2 separate regions of the Mus musculus genome follow, and region 1 is linked to region 2. Evidence: chromatin loops called from intact Hi-C (ENCODE). Cell type or tissue: left cerebral cortex. All regions are shown on one strand. Each heading gives the region's core, and the rest is flanking DNA. Links, peaks and the distances in the headings are about the cores only. Region 1 has its middle 81 kb from the start of Gm40029. Region 2 overlaps Gas7 (growth arrest specific 7).

The links. Peaks named below come from ENCODE experiments on the same cell type or tissue, not always from the same donor. Only the 100,000 strongest peaks of a DNase experiment are listed, where the experiment ranks them.
Region 1: a loop joins it to region 2, with 2.4 times the contacts of the local background. A loop is called at or near these places in 25 of 42 quality-filtered maps.

What each region holds. Positions count from the first base shown.
Region 1 is chr11:67,427,840-67,435,479 of GRCm38, forward strand. No RefSeq gene overlaps it. Among named protein-coding and RNA genes, the nearest start is that of Gm40029, 81 kb to the left of the region's middle. In left cerebral cortex, for the core only: a CTCF peak has its summit at 4,249 (motif pointing left); DNase peaks (open chromatin) are centred at 3,302 and 5,967.
Region 2 is chr11:67,648,238-67,655,877 of GRCm38, forward strand. Gas7 (growth arrest specific 7) reads left to right here. Exons shown (of 14, transcript NM_001109657.3): 5 at 4,622-4,675. Among named protein-coding and RNA genes, the nearest start is that of Rcvrn, 43 kb to the right of the region's middle. In left cerebral cortex, for the core only: a CTCF peak has its summit at 4,277 (motif pointing right); DNase peaks (open chromatin) are centred at 3,754, 4,282, 4,820 and 5,292; H3K4me3 peaks cover 675 bases; H3K27ac peaks cover 3,561 bases.

The sequences.
Region 1 (7,640 bases), core at 2,296-6,295, 220 kb before region 2:
TAGAGGCAGGAAGATTGTTGAATCCTACTAGCTTCTACTGTAACCAAGAAACTGTGAGTCCCAGGTTCAGGGAGAGACCTTGCCTATAAGAACTAGGTAGAGACAGATAGTTGAGGACACTCCACACCCTAGTCTGATCTCTGAGCACACACATGTACACACATGCGCAGACGCACACAAATAAATAATAAGCCAGTCTTAAACTGTTCTAGGTAATGTGGTCACACAGGAGTCTAAGCTTGACATCAGAGCACATTTTTAAAGAGAAACTCCATCTCTAAATGTGTGTGTCAAATCAGATGTTTAAGTATTGACAAGTAATAAAATCTTCCTTTAAAATTAATCAAGGAAAACCACATTGGAGGCCAGGGATTTCGAACAGGTGCCCCCAGCTTCCATAGAGGCCCGAAGAAGACAAAAGAGCCCTGGCCACATCTGTGGAGTGGGCCCAGAGCCTTGGAGGAGTGAAATAGAATGTTGGAACAGCTCCAGTTTTATGCCAGGTCCCTTGTTTACATTCTCAGCCTTAGCCAGCAGGGGGCACTCAAGGTTTCCAAACCCCCACACTCCACCCCACCCACCTCATCTCTTATCCACCATTCACTTGGAACTAAAGGCCAAAGTCCAACGTGAGGTACCTAGAGGATAACAAGTTTTTCCTTGGGTCTGCCAGTCAAGGTCTCCTGGAAAATTCCTCTTGGACTCCCCAGGTCTGGGATTGTTGCCTCCTGGAGTTGACTTCCTGTTCTTCTAACTGGTCCCCAGGTGTAAGTCAGCAGTGTCCACCTGCAAAGCTAAGAAGGCAGAGCAGAGCTAGGTGAAAAAAGGGACCGGGGGAGCTAATGCTGGAATCGAACTCTGTGCTGGAGTGAGGTTGATATCAAGAGCCACCACAGGGGACAGGCATTATGTCAACGTGGATCCGGTGGACAGATCCGCTGGGCCTGAATGCTTCGCATTCGTGTATTGATCGTAGAGCCTTAATGAGTTGAGCATAAAAAGTGGGCATTTTGACTCTGACTAGGTCTGGCCTCTTCCACAGGAAGTCATGGCAGTCACCATCTATAGGAGTAGGGGAGCCCTCAATAGACATGAAAAGTACTGGGGTATTTGCCTTGACTTCCTAGCTTCCAGAATGTTAAGACATAAACTTCTATTGTTTATAAACGTCATGGTCTGAAGCATTTTGCTGCCACACCACAAGCAGATGAAGATGGATGGGAGCCTACGGCCCTTCTGTCTGTGCCCCAATAGAGAGATGCTACCTCCACTTTAGAAAGGATATCTTAGTTTCTTTTCTTGAGGGTGCGATAAAACACTCCAACTTAAGGGAGAAGGGGTTTATTCTGGCTCACAGTTCAAGGGCACAGCCTGTCACATGGGGGAAGATGAAGCAAGAGCTTGAAGCAGTTGGCGAGACAGCATCCACAACCAGGAAGCCATGCAGGATGGATGCACACATGTGTGCTCATCTGGCTTTCTGCTTTGTATGGTCCAGTTTCCCTAGCCCCGTGCATGGCCCTGCCCATAATTAAGATGGGTCTTCCAGGCTGGAGAAATGGCTCAGGGGTTAAAGGCACTTGATGCTTTTGCAGAGGAACTGGGATTAATTTCCAGCACCCTTATGGTGGCTCACAAACACCTATGTAACTCCAGTTCCAGGGACTCCTCTGCCTTCTGACTTCCATAGGGCACATATATGGCACACATATGGCACACACACACACACACACACACACACACACACACACACACACACACATATATATGAAGGCAGAACACTCATGCCTATGCAATAAAACAAATAAGTCTAAATAATTACTTATGTAGGCCTTCCCACATCAGGTAAGGCAATCAAGATAGTCCTTCACTGATACAGCCAGAGGCCCATCTCCTAGGCCATTTTTAGAGTCTGTCAACTTGACAGTTAATATCATCACAGGACAGAGCCAAGCCTTACAGCTGTAGGCGGTGGGTTTGACTCCAGAGTCCATTTCTATCCACACCTTGGTTTTGCCTAAGAGTGAATGCTTTTGTAAATCAGGAAAGGCCCCAAAGAGCCCCATGGGGTCCAGAGCAGACTGCTCAAGTTGCTGAGCCTGAATCTCTGTTTCCCCACTCCCAACTCCAGTACTGAAATCTCTCATGACTCAATGCAGTCATGTCTTCCTCTCTCAGGTCCTGTGTCTCTCTCTCTTCAGCAGCACCCGACTTCCTCATGGCCCTCTCCCTGAAGCATTTGGTGTTTGATAGCAGAAGTGTTGCAGAAAGGAGGGGAGTACCTCTGGTTGCTCTTTTAACTCAAAGATCAGTGGAAAGCAGGCAGAGGAAGCAAGAGTGATGGAGGCCCTTTGTGAGGAATGCAGAGCCAGTCACATCTTTCACCCTGGTGTGGTTGGGGAATAAGATACCAAAAGAAAGGTCCATGAGATTAATGTCATGGCTAGCCTGGGCTACAGTAAAAGACTTGGTCTGATAAAACAAAAATAAAGCCGGGCAGTGGTGGCGTACACCTTTAATCCCAGCACTTGGGAGGCAGAAGCAGGCAGATTTCTGAGTTTGAGGCCAGCCTGGTCTACAGAGTCAGTTCCAGGATAGCCAGGGTTACACAGAGAAAACCTGTCTCCGACCCCTCCCCCCTCCCAAGAAAGAAAGGAAGAAAGAAAGAAAGAAAGAAAGAAAGAAAGAAAGAAGGAAGGAAGGAAGGAAGGAAGGAAGGAGAGGGAGGGAGGGAGGGAGGGAGGGAGGGAGGGAGGGAGGAAGGAAGGAAGGAAGGAAGGAAGGAAGGAAGGAAGGAAGGAAGGAAGGAGAAAACAAAAAACAAAAATTGCTCACAACAGCACATTTCTGTAATCCCAGCTCTTGGGAGGTAGAAATAGGGTCAGAAGTTCAAGGCCAGCCTCAGCTAGGAGAAACCCTGTCTCAAATAAGCAACAACCACAAAACCCTTTGAGGATATTCAAACCCACTCCCCTGCCCTGCCACAATTCTGATACCTCGGCCCACTCTGCCTCTCCACACCCTTCCCGGGAGCTGTCATGCCTCCTAATACTCTGGCTCCTTCAGTCCATTCAGCCAGAGGAGCCATTCCTGGCTAGTATCCATAACTTGAGAGCAACAGCAGGCCTGAGCAGATGTGTGCCAGGTGGGCAGGAGGCCTTAGGTGGCACAAACCTGAGTCTCTGCAAAGCAGATCCGCGTAAATGCTGCTTCCGCCCACCCCCTTGATGGTTATGCACACTTCTCCAAAACTTGCCAAGTTACACGGAGTTCGGTTGGTAAAGCACCATGCCCGCCCCCTCCCCCGCTCCCGCCAACCCCGCCCCCAGCTAACCCCCTTCTCCCCAAAGCCTTGCAAGAGAAAGCTCCCGCTGTGAAAGCACTAATCAGATCCCTGAGAAGTGACTCCCGCACCTTCCCACTGAAATGTGATAATCCCGCGTCTAATTTACTGATTATGCAACAGGAAAATGTCCTGGTAATTTCATAAGAAGAGCACATTAGCCTGTTCATGGATCTCTAGTTTCCTGGTGAAATCATGAATAATATCGGCTCTCTTTAATAAATGGCGCCCGCGTGGAACATCAAGAATAATTACTTTGTTTATTAACATGCGGTGATTAACATTTCAAAAGTAATTTAAATAAATACAGAGAGAATCTGAGGTGGGGGCCCCAAGGCAGTGATCTGGATGGAGTAAGAGAGTCATTTGAACTTGGCAACTTCAAAGTCGTGTTTTCAGCTAAATGTGGTGATAGACACCTGAAATCCCAGCCCTCAGGAAGTAGAGACAGGAGGATTTCAATTTTAAGGCTAATGTAGGCTACATAGTAACAGTCTGTCTGGAAATTAACATAATTAATATATTATGGTAAATGATGATACGCTGCGTTCTGTATTGCTTGTCATCAACGTATGCACCAGTGACTCAAATCAAAGGAGAATTTTAAGCCATAGCAAAGGGATGTAAGACTCTTACCCTCCATGTTCCTTCTGCCAAGACTCAGGTGCCTGAGCCCCAAAGCCCTTCCCCAGTGTCTTCAAGGAATTAGAGGCTGCAGCTTAGGGTAAAACCCCATCTACTGCAGCTGGTAGAACCCTCCCTCAGGAGTATGAATGCAAATCTAGAAGTATTTTTGTTGGGACTGAAGAGGTGGCTCCTTAGTTACAAAAGCACTGGCTGGTCTTTCAGTTCCATTCCCAGTCCTCTTCCTAGCATTTGTAACTCCGGTTCCAGGGGTCCTGACACCCTCTCGTGGCCTCTGATGGTACTGCATGCACACGGTGCACAGACATATAAGCAGGCAAAATAAACATTTTGCTTGTTTGTTTTTGAGATGGTATCTTGCCAAGAAGTCCAAACTGGCCAGGAACACCTATGCTGATGCAACCCTCCTTCTTCCTTCCAAGTAGTCGGGACTGTACGTACCTACCACCACACCAGCTAAAGTCTTACTTCTTAACCTGCTCTATGCTGCCCAAATTTCCTGGGCCATTGTGGTAGGCATATTAATTCTGGTCACATGTTTTATTATGTACACAGAAAGAAGGGAAGGAAGGTAGGAGGGAAGGAAAGAAGGAAAAAGCAAGCCTTTGGAGATAGGACCGAGGAAGGATGCTGAATATGGAGCCTGGGATGCTGGGATAGGTCCTAAATGCCATCACGTGTACCCTTTTGGTTGGTTTCTTTGCTTTTAACACTGAAGTTCAAACTCGGGGCCTTGCCTCTACACTGAGCTACATCTCCAGTCCTTGGGTTGCTTGATTGGTTAGTTTGGGCTATGTTTGGTTGTTTTTTTTTGTTTGTTTGTTTGTTTTTGTTTTTTTTGTTTTTTGTTTTTTTTTTTTTTTGGTTGGTTGGCTGGTTGGTTGCTTGCTTGCTTTTTGCTGTTTTGTTTTGTCTGCTTTGCTTTGGTTTGGTAACAGGGTCTCAGTGAATAGCCCAAGCTGGCCATACATGTACCATCCCTCTGCCTCTTTACAGTAAAGAAGCCAAGGAGGCTTAGGAGACACCTCAGTCGGTAAGGTGCTAGAATCATAAGCAGGATGACCTGATTTTGGTTCTTCAGCATGGCAGCAGACATCTCTGGAGCTTGCAGAGTCGCTGAGCTCTGTGGGAGATGCTGTTGACTGAGGAAGATGACCTATGTCAACCTCTGTCCTCCACAACCACATACATACACATGTAGCTACGTGGGCAAGCACCCATGAGCATATTCAAACAACACCACACACACACACACACACACACACACACACACACACACACACACACTCACACACACGAGACACAGACCAGAGCTGTGCAACCTCACATCCTAGAATACTAGGAACCTCCAGAATAGTAGAGGTACATGTTACTCTTCTTGGAGGGTCTCTATTGCCTGATAGGGAATTGGCTTTGCCCTCTGCTGCAGCCTATGTTCTCTCTCGGAGACTGTGGAAGAGTAAAGCACTCAGGGAGAAGGAGGCGTTGCTTTGCAGAAGCACTTATGGAAGGGGTCCCAATGCCTCTGAAGGGAGCAGAGATGTCCTAACATCTTTACGTCACCAGAATCAAACTGTGTTCGATGTTCTTGCTTTCCAAACTCTAGGGGAGTGTTTGTATTTTGTTTTTAGCTACCAAGTTCATATGAACCTATTATAACTAATCACAGGGAAGTAAGACTGTGATTTCAGCCTAATTTGAACACAAGGATTATTGTTCTTTGAATTATCCAGTGTGGAGCCAACGAGAGCAATCTAATCTCATCTTGTCATAGCAACTGTATTCCTGAATCTGCAGGTTCCATACACATGAAAGAGTCCACCCGACCTTCTCTTAGATGCTGTGCCTCTCTCAATTCTATAAGGAAGCACCAGAACACCAATAGACGGGATCCCACTCTGGGCAACCTTCACCTAGCTCCGCATGATCTGGGAAGGCTCTACGCTGCAGCTGGGCTTTCCAAACTGGCTCTGTTGGATACAAATTTCACATGTTAATGATCAGAAGGGGAAAAAAAACCAAACAGCCCCTTTAAAAATAGAAGCCATTGCTCTTGCAAAATTCCACAGAGCCGGCTTTTAAAATGCAGAATTTAGCGAGCTCATCAGTCTTGGTAGAGTAACTACTATACAGATAGGGACTCTTACAGGGGAAGCGGAGAGCCAAGGAGTGTGGCAGTAAGCTGCTGATCTATCTAGTGAGCAGTGCAGCTCAGAGAAGCCTATCTCTGCTGTCTTGGAGAAGAATCACCCACAGGTGATCAGCAAGGGTTGTGCAAAGGGGAGTCAATGTTAAGAACCGTCATGTGGTAGAATTGATGAGGTCCCAATTGGAGAAGAATATGCTGGCTGTTCAAACGTTTCCTAAGGACTGAAGAGATGGCTCAGCAGCTGAGAGCACTTACTATTCTCCCAGAGGACCCAAGTTCAGTTCTCAGCACCCTTATCAAGCGGCTCATAACTTCCTCTAACTCTAACTCTGGGAGAATCTGTTGCCTTCTTTGGGCTTCCTGGGCCATTGTACCGGTGCTCATAAACCCATACATATATAGACATAATTAAAAATGTAAGAACTTTAGGCAGAAAGTAGCAATGCACACCTCTACTCCCAGAGCTTGGGAGGCAGAGACAGGTGGATGGATGTCTTTGAATTAGAAGCTAGCCTAATTTCCATAAGATTTTCTAGCCCAGTTAGGCCTACATGGTGAAGCACTGTCTTAAAAACTAATCATAGACACTGAAGAGATTGCTCAGTGGTTAGAGCACTTGTTGCTGCCAGGCAGTGGTGGCGCACACCTTTAATCCTAGCTCTCGGGATGCAGAGACAGGTGGATCTCTGAGTTCGAGGCCAGTCTGGTCTACAGAGTGAGTTCCAGAGCAGCCAAGAAAACCGAGAGAGAGAGAGAGAGAGAGAGAGAGAGAGAGAGAGAGAGAGAGAGAACACTTGATGTTCTTGCAGAGGACAGAACTTGGTTTCCAGTACTCAAATAGCAAATCAAAATCAAACTGCAACTCAAGTTCCAGAGAATCCTGATCCTTGCAGATACCAGGCATATACATGGTTCGTGTGCATATATACAGTCAGTACACTCATACAAATAAAAACAAATAGATGTTTAAACATTAAATATATAATATATCATATCATATACATGATTTTTTAAAAAGTTTTTTTAAAAAGTTACCTAGGGCTAAAGCAGACTCACCTTCATCCCAAGTTGGTCCAAGCCTGGGCAATATCCAGCCCAGGAATTGTAATGTGCCTCTATAACCCTGGCAGTAGATGACATTGATTAAGCAATAAGTTCTGATGTGAATATGCCCCCTAGAATTCCAAATGCCGTAAACATGGTCTCCAGTGTAGACGTGTTGAGAAGTGGGAGCTCAGGGAGGTGAGTGGGTCATGAGTTTTGCCCCCTGCCTTCCTGAATGGCTAAATCCAGAGTGGATTGGATCAGCAATTCTCAACCTGTGGTACAAGACCACGTTGGGGGTCAAATGAGTCCCTTCACAGGGGTTTCATATCAGATATCCTGCATATCAGGTATTTATATTACGAATCCTAACAGCACCAAAATTACAGTTATGAAGTAGCAACAAAATAATTTCATGGTTGGGAGGTCACCACAACATGAGGAACTACATCAAAGGGT
Region 2 (7,640 bases), core at 2,335-6,334:
GTGGAGAAAGAGCTGAGAGGCTGTGTCTCTGCAGTTCCTCCCCAGGCCCCTGGCTTTAGTAACGCACACCCAATCATCGTGTATTTAGGTCTTTGCTAGGCTCTGAGGTATGGAAAGGCTCAGCCCTAGCTGGGGAGGACAATGGGTAAACAGTTGTTTAATTGTATCAGTGGTAAGAACTCTCGGGAGGCAGAGGATTTCTGAGTTCAAGGCCAGCCTGGTCCACAGAGTGAGTTCCAGGAAAGCCAGGGCTATCCAGAGAAACCCTGTCTCGAAAAACCAAAAAAAAAAAAAAAAGATGCTAGGCTGGAGGAGTGGAAGAGGCTACACAGAGGGTTGGTTAACAAAAAGATGGGGGGGGGGGGCTAGTGAACAGTCTTCCAGGGCACAGCATGTAGATGCCTAGAGGCAAGAAGGAGGGTGAAGCTTTCCAAGAACCCACAGACATCAAGTGTGTGTCATGCTGTGACTTACTGAATTGGCAGGTGTGGGAGGGCAAAAGATGCGGCAGGAGGGGTCTGCATGGCCCATCACAAGGAGCCCGGTTTTGTGCCAACAGCGCTGGGAACTGAAGAGGGTTTTTCCTATTCCTCTAGGATTCAAGAGATCCCTGGGGAGGGGCTGCTCGCCTGCGTGTCATGGAGTTGCTCACAGCTTAGCCAGTAGTGTGTGTTCTTTGTGGCAGCAGAGATGCTGGGATACAGCCAGGATGTGGGAGTAGCAGTTCAGCCAAACGGGAGGAGAACTAGGCAAGCAGTACACAGATCAGGAGGAGCATGGAGTCTCTGCTCCAAGGATAGCCTGGGCTATGTAGTGAGCTCTGGATCCAGAAGGAAAAAAAAATTCTCCAGAATTATATGCAAAGGGCAAAATGTAAACGTGTCTGTTGTAGGACTGTGTCAACTTACAAAAGTCAAGGGCTTTCTGTGACAGGGACCCACGGACCTAGCATCTCATTTCAGTGAGCGCTGGCATTAGGCCAGTGTTGGTTCATGAATGGTCTCATCCTGCCTCGACATCCCCACCTGTACCTACAGCAAAACTCCTGACTTATGGATCTAAATCAGTGGTTCCCAACCTGTGGGTTGTGACCCTCGGAAAGTACATATTTCCAATGGTCTTGGGAACCCCCAAACACACATTTATTTTTGTTGCTACTTCATAACTGTAACTTTGGTACTGAGCACTGCCTCAGCTCCTAAGACCATAGGTTACTAATGCCCTAAATATAAGTATTTCTAATTGTAAACCAAGTGGAAAAGGTATCAGAGTACCATTACAGTACCCCAAAAAAACACAAGTCCAATAATATTATCTATCATGTGCATTCTAGATTCTAATTCTTTAATGGTCCCCCAAATGCCTTTTATACCAGCTTTTCTCCCCAGGTCAAGAGCCATTCAAGTTTTTGATATGAAAACGTTGATTACTTTGCCTCTTTAGCCCTGTCTATCATTGTCTGTCCGTCCACCTCTCTCTCTCTCTCTCTCTCTCTCTCTCTCTCTCTCTCTCTCTCTCTCCTTCCTTTGTCTGTCTGACTGTCTATCTACCTCATCATCTCATGTGTTGAGATGCAACTAATTATTATACACTTCCATCATTTAAAATACAGTCTGGGACTACAGCTCAGTAGGTTATAAGGGGAGTGATCAACATCCAATCCCCAGGAAGCAAAGAGAGGGAGGGGGAGGGAGGGAAGAGGGAAGTGGGGGTGGTGCTCACCAAGCATTCTTGGTTGTTTTTAGAGTGCTCCTTGTGTGCATCTTGCATCACAATGGATTGTAGAGAATTCACATCCCTCTAGGCCTCCCCCAAAGCCATGGGCTGCTACTAGCCTACTTTCTGACTCCAGACTTTTTTTTTAAATGGTGCTTTATCTACAAGCAGGTCGGCTCTATGCAGTTCTTACTGGCTGACTGCTTTCTCTCCGATGTTTTTGATGTCTCTGTTGAGTGTGCTCAACTTTGATTCCCACTGCTGACTTGTATACCAGGAGCCGGGCGCTTTTGTCACCTTGTCTGCTCCAGTCTCTTTGTCTAGGCTGATGCCCCATGGCTTTTCTTTTGCCTGCCCTCACACTGACTTCTAGCTTGTTTTGAAGACTCCAGGTCGTTCCTTGTCTTGTAGGCCAACCTACATTCTTAGTCTGTTTGCTTTCTCATGCTTGGACCTAGGCTTGTCGTTTGACAGGCGTTCTGTATGGGGTGAGCTGGCTGCTTGCTGGCTGTTGCATCTCCAGGGAGGCACACAGTCGCAGGTCTGCCCCCTGTTGGGGAGGCCCTGGGTCACTGTAATAACTACAGATTTTTTTCATTTGTTTCCCTTTCTGATGGATGGGTAGCCCAGGGGACACCAGTGTGACACTGTGACTGTCCTGCCTCCTGACCATAACCACTCTGTGCCTTGAGTATCAGTGAGGATCACAACCGAAGTCCCTTTGACACTGGGATTTCCGAGTGGTAAACTCTATGTAGATTGTCATGGGTATCCTCCCGGAATGGTGTGTTCCCTCTGACCGCTGTGGAGTGACTCCCTTGTGGTCATTATTACTATTGAGCTCAGGCGGTCCCCCATGAGGACTATGGGGGTCATCTTAGACCAGTTCCTTTGACCTTTTGTCATATTTCCATCAGTATTTGAGTTCTCTTGCACCTGCTGGTACAGAAAGGACTCTGACGCTCTGTCTTTGGAATTAGCTGTTTCTAGGACTCTGCATTCCTATCGGTGAAGAGTAACAAACAACCCCCCCCCCCCCAGCAGAGGGTGACTCCTCTAGGGTTTCTTGCCTTCTGGTCCTTTATACCCACGGTAGCAACAGCAGCCATAGATAGACTCCGGCCAACGCCACTGGTCCCCTTCCTGCCCACCACCAATCCTGGGCTACATCAGGCACACAAGGAGAGTAACAGTGTAATATTGGTCCCTGACGGGGAGACTTGCAAAGAAGAGAATCTAACCCTGAGGCAGGTCTGCCCCTTTCTTGGCAGGTATGGGCTTGGTCAGTGTCTCTGTGTGGAAGAACCACAGAGAGACTCTTGTTCCCGCTCCTTCTTGATAGCTGCCACCCAGGGCTCTTGTTGTGCATCCTCTGCTTGTCGTCTGTACTGGGCACTTCTAGTGAATGTCCCTGAAGGGCAATGGTAGCTTGGAAGGGTACAGGCCAGGCCAGCTGGATACAGCGGTGGATTAGAAATACATATAGAAGATATTGTTGGTCACAAGCTTGAGGTCGGTCCACAGCATGTCAGGGTGGCAGAGGAGTTACTACAAGCACAGGTGACTGGATAAAGTGACTGAAAGCTGGTCAGGTCAGTGTGCCTCCAGTGAAGTCTCCAGCCAGCCGCTCAGGCCTGGGACTGACTGGAGCAGTGTAAGAACGGTCCATTTTACAGATGGAAAACCTGAGGTTCCAAGAAGTCAGTTCCACGGCCTTCATCTCAAAGTTAGTCATCCCTGAAATGGATGCTCCTCGAGACTACTTTTCAGCAAGAGAGCTAAGGATGGGAGTTTTCTACGAACAGGCTCTTTATTGGTCAGATCAGGGCAGGAAGTCTGTACATGTCTAGGATGCGCTCTTTTTGGCCTGGCTTGCTGAGGTCAGAACAGCCCACCCCAGGGGTTCACCTTGCCTGCGTCCCAGACCATGTGGCTTGAGGACGGGTGGAATCATCTGGCTTCCCTGAGGCGCCATGGTAAAGCCCTTCATACCTTTGGACCCATGCCAACCCCAGAACACACAGAGTAGTTATCCACAGTACCTCAAGGGAGCTGTGTTCAAGGGCCTCGTGAGACCCAGGACAAGTGACATCTCAGGGTTCTGTCTGGGGAGCTGTGGAGTTGAATCCTGAGCACAACTTCTAAAGTCTCAGAACTGAATAGTCTCATGTGTTAAATGTGCCTTTTTTTTTAAGCTGGCTGTTCTTGGCCATCTCCACCAACACAATTGTGGGACTCTGACGGTCACCTAGGAGTGCACGGGTAGTTAGGACTCTGGTTTCCTTGCTGACGATGGGGACAGTATATAAAAGGCACCCAGAAGGATGCTGTGCATATGGGAAGTCACTGTGGCTTCCAGGTACACTGCCAAGGTGGCTGGGCAGAGCCCATGTTCGTTCACCGTCTGACATTATGGACTCGGGGGGATGGGGGCACGTTCAGAATGAGATGTCACGTGCTGAGTCCTCTGTGCCTGGGGGAGGGCGGGGAAGGTGGCCTACAATCTGCCTTAACTCTCTGCTCCCCTGTCATTCCACTCCCATGCTTCCGCAACGTGGTCTGGTTACCAGCAGAGGGCAGTGGAGGGGTTAACTCTCCAAATCCCAGTTGGAAAGGAGAGGAAGGGAGACCTGGTTTGCTGTGGCTCTCTGGAGTCTGGGTTCAGCCTTCCTCCACTTTGCTTGGAGCCTGAGCACTCTGGAGCAGCTTGGGCTCTAAGATGCTGTTGCCTGCCCCAACCCAGAATATGGTGACTCAGGAGTTAACGACAGGCTGACACCCCTGAACTTCCCCACCTCAGGGTTCTTAACCAATCCCTCCACCCACCTGGGGAACAACGGGGATGGGGAAAAAAATGTCCAACATGGAGAACAGCTTTGATGATGGGTCTCACCTCTCTCCCCAGAACCTGGGATCCTCATCGCCAGGCAGGAAACAGAGCAAGGAAAACACCATCACCGTAAGTGGGCTCACTGTGGGCGGGGAGGGCTCCAGGGCTGGGGCTTTGGGCCACAGCTGGGGTTGTTGCCATGGCAACGTGGATCGCCAACCAGAATCGATGCTCACTGGGAAACAGAGAAGTTGCAGCCAAATCTTGGATTTTAGCTGAAGTTGCCCCCATTCCCTCCCTCTGTCAGTTTCCCATTTCACTTGCACTCTTCTGGTGAAGGGGTGGAGGAGGGCAGAAGGCTGTAACCAGGGAGAAGCTGTTTCTGTGTGGTGGGCAGGAGAAGGTGCTTGTGGGGGAGCGAGTTGAAGGGGGTGGAGTGTGCTGTGTGCAGAGATGTGACATGGAAATTACAGCCACCACGGGGCTGCTTTTGTTGCAGGGAAACTTCTGGAAGATGTCAAAGTTAAAAGCAAGAGAGAGCTCCCTGCAAATAGCATTTCTGGGAGTCCCTGATGAGAGAAGCTCCTGCCTAAACTCTCAGGGATTTGCCCCCCAGCTCTGGCCAGATACCCCTGTAGGGCTGGAGTAGGGTCCCCAACTCCTCCCTTCACACCCTCTGATGCGCTAAGGCCAGGACGTCTCTCTACTCTAAGGAAAGAGTTACTTAGATTCTCAGGCAACAGCTTAGATTCTCAGGCAGCAGCTTAGATTCTCAGGCAACAGCATCCCTGTACTCTAAGAAGGGAGCTGTTCAGATTCTTAGCCAACAGTAGAGATTTGAGAAGTGAGGTCTATTCAGTTTTGCTATCTTGGCACAAGCGTGGGGGAGACGCACACGGGGACATGCTGTCTTGGGCTCCTTGTCGCCCTATTCTGAGCTGCTCTGACTACCTCTGCAAAGATAAAAACCAACTGGATGTGTTGCTGTGCTTGCCCTGGTGGACCATCCTGCTTCGCAGGGACGAGAAAGCCAAACAAGCAGTAAGAGCAACTGCAATGCCCGCTGACACCTTGGTGTCCACTGCGTACACACCAGGACTACTCCCAGGGTTTCTGTTTGCCTCCTCCTGCGGGAGCTGTAGTTAATGGAATCAACCCTGCAGTGATTATACACCTGGACTCTAAAGCCAGAATCTCACTTATGCCATTTACAAAGTTAAGGCAAAGTTTGAGCAAGTTCCCCAGTGGTTTCTGGTGTCTGTCTCTGTCTGCAGAGCAGGGATGGTGAGGGCCTCAGGTATGGGCAAGTGGAGTCGGGAACGAATCGGTCCACAATTGTAAAGTACCTAGAATAGAGTCCAGCACACACTTTGTGCTCAGTATGCAACAGTGTGGTCATCACACGGTCCACACATGAGGAAAGTGGAATAGAGTGGCCGGCGGGCACTATGTTGAGGCTCACCTAACTAGGAAGCATCAAGATTGAAACCTCAGCTCTTGCCCACTGGCAGTACCCTTCCTGAGCTGACTTAGGGCCCGCGGGTCATCAGCCTGTTTTGACCTCCTTGTGTCTCCTGGAAACTGGGTTAGGGAACTTAGCCTGCTGCAACCACAACCTCTCTTCCTAGAGAATCTCAAGGAATCTGGCAGGCCTTAGGCAGGCCCCAGGTTTGGGCTTCTGGAGGCCTGGACCCCATGTCTCACACTGTTACCAAAGGCTGAAGCAAGGTGACAGCGTCTCAGGGCGGTTAGAAATGGGGAGAAAGGAAGAAGAGCAAATAAGAGAGAGACATTTTCATGATCTAAAAACAAAATCAGGAGTAAGGAGTGGGCTGGCTGGTTGTCTCAGAGACACACAGTGATGGAGCCCAACCAGAGTCAGGCCCCTACTGGGTCCTTTCACTCAGAGTTTCTGAGTATGGCCGTGAGATTCTCATTGGCTGGCTCACCTTGTACCCTCCTGCCTGGTCCTTCCCTCTGGCCTGTATCAGCGCATCTCTAGGATGGTCTGCAGCACAGAGCTGCTATCATGGCTTCTGGGACACTGTTTAAAGTGAGGACTCTGAGACATATTAGCAGTTGCTTTCTCTGGGACAAGGACAGAAAAGTGCCTTCCTTTCACTACTTCTGGAGGAAACTGAGCCAAGGAGAGACTGGCTATAAGTCACAGCAAGTGACAAAGAATATTCAGGACTGGAATCCAAGCCTCCCTGATGCCAACCTGGGCGCTTACACATACACCCCTTGGATACTCTTACCCCATGTCCCTTCAGGCTGGTGACCTGAACCATCCTTTCCCTCACCCAGGACTATGTCTCCATACGGAGCCCATAGCTCCATGTTCAAACCCTATAGAACGCAGCACTTCTTCAGAGGATGGGATGGCCCCATTTCTAGGAGGCTGAGACACCAGCTTCCCTACTTCAGGGAATATGGGAGTGTGTGGTGAGCAATTTCCCTCCCATCTAATCTGGAAGGCAGCGTTGCCAGGCCCTGCCAGCCCTGGGTGCATATCCTCGATCAGAGAGCAAGGACTGGGCTGGATCTGAAGCTTAGTGGCCCAAAGCTAGTTTAGAAGAGAAGCTGGCAGCAGCAGAAGGGCTGGCAGCCATGCCTGGGCCTCGTCCCTGCCATCAGCAGTTCTGGGCTGGCAGGTGGGGGCGGGGAGCCGTCTGATTGAGAGTGACAGACACTAATGGCTGCTCACTGCCCTCGGCACAAACTTGACACATCAGGTTGTAGGGGATTCGAGCAACAGTGACAGGGAGAGCACCAGGCACAGGACAGAGGAATTAGAGGACCTTGTGGCCCTTCATTTGGATGCGCAGTGTAACCGGTCTGGAGGCATGGCATCCTGGGAGGGAGCAAGTGGCTGGAGGAGAGCCATGTGGGGGCCTCTCCTATCTTCTCACTTACCAAGCCAGAGAAAGGCACACGGAGTACTTAGCTGCAGCCGGAGTTCCCAAACCATGTAACTCTGCAGGCTGTAAAGACACTGACTAAAGCCCTCCCCTGGGACACAGGCATCGCTGCCCCAGCTTCCCACGTCGGGCCCTGTGGGTGGGTCACACGTGGGTGGCCTAGCTAGGTGCCT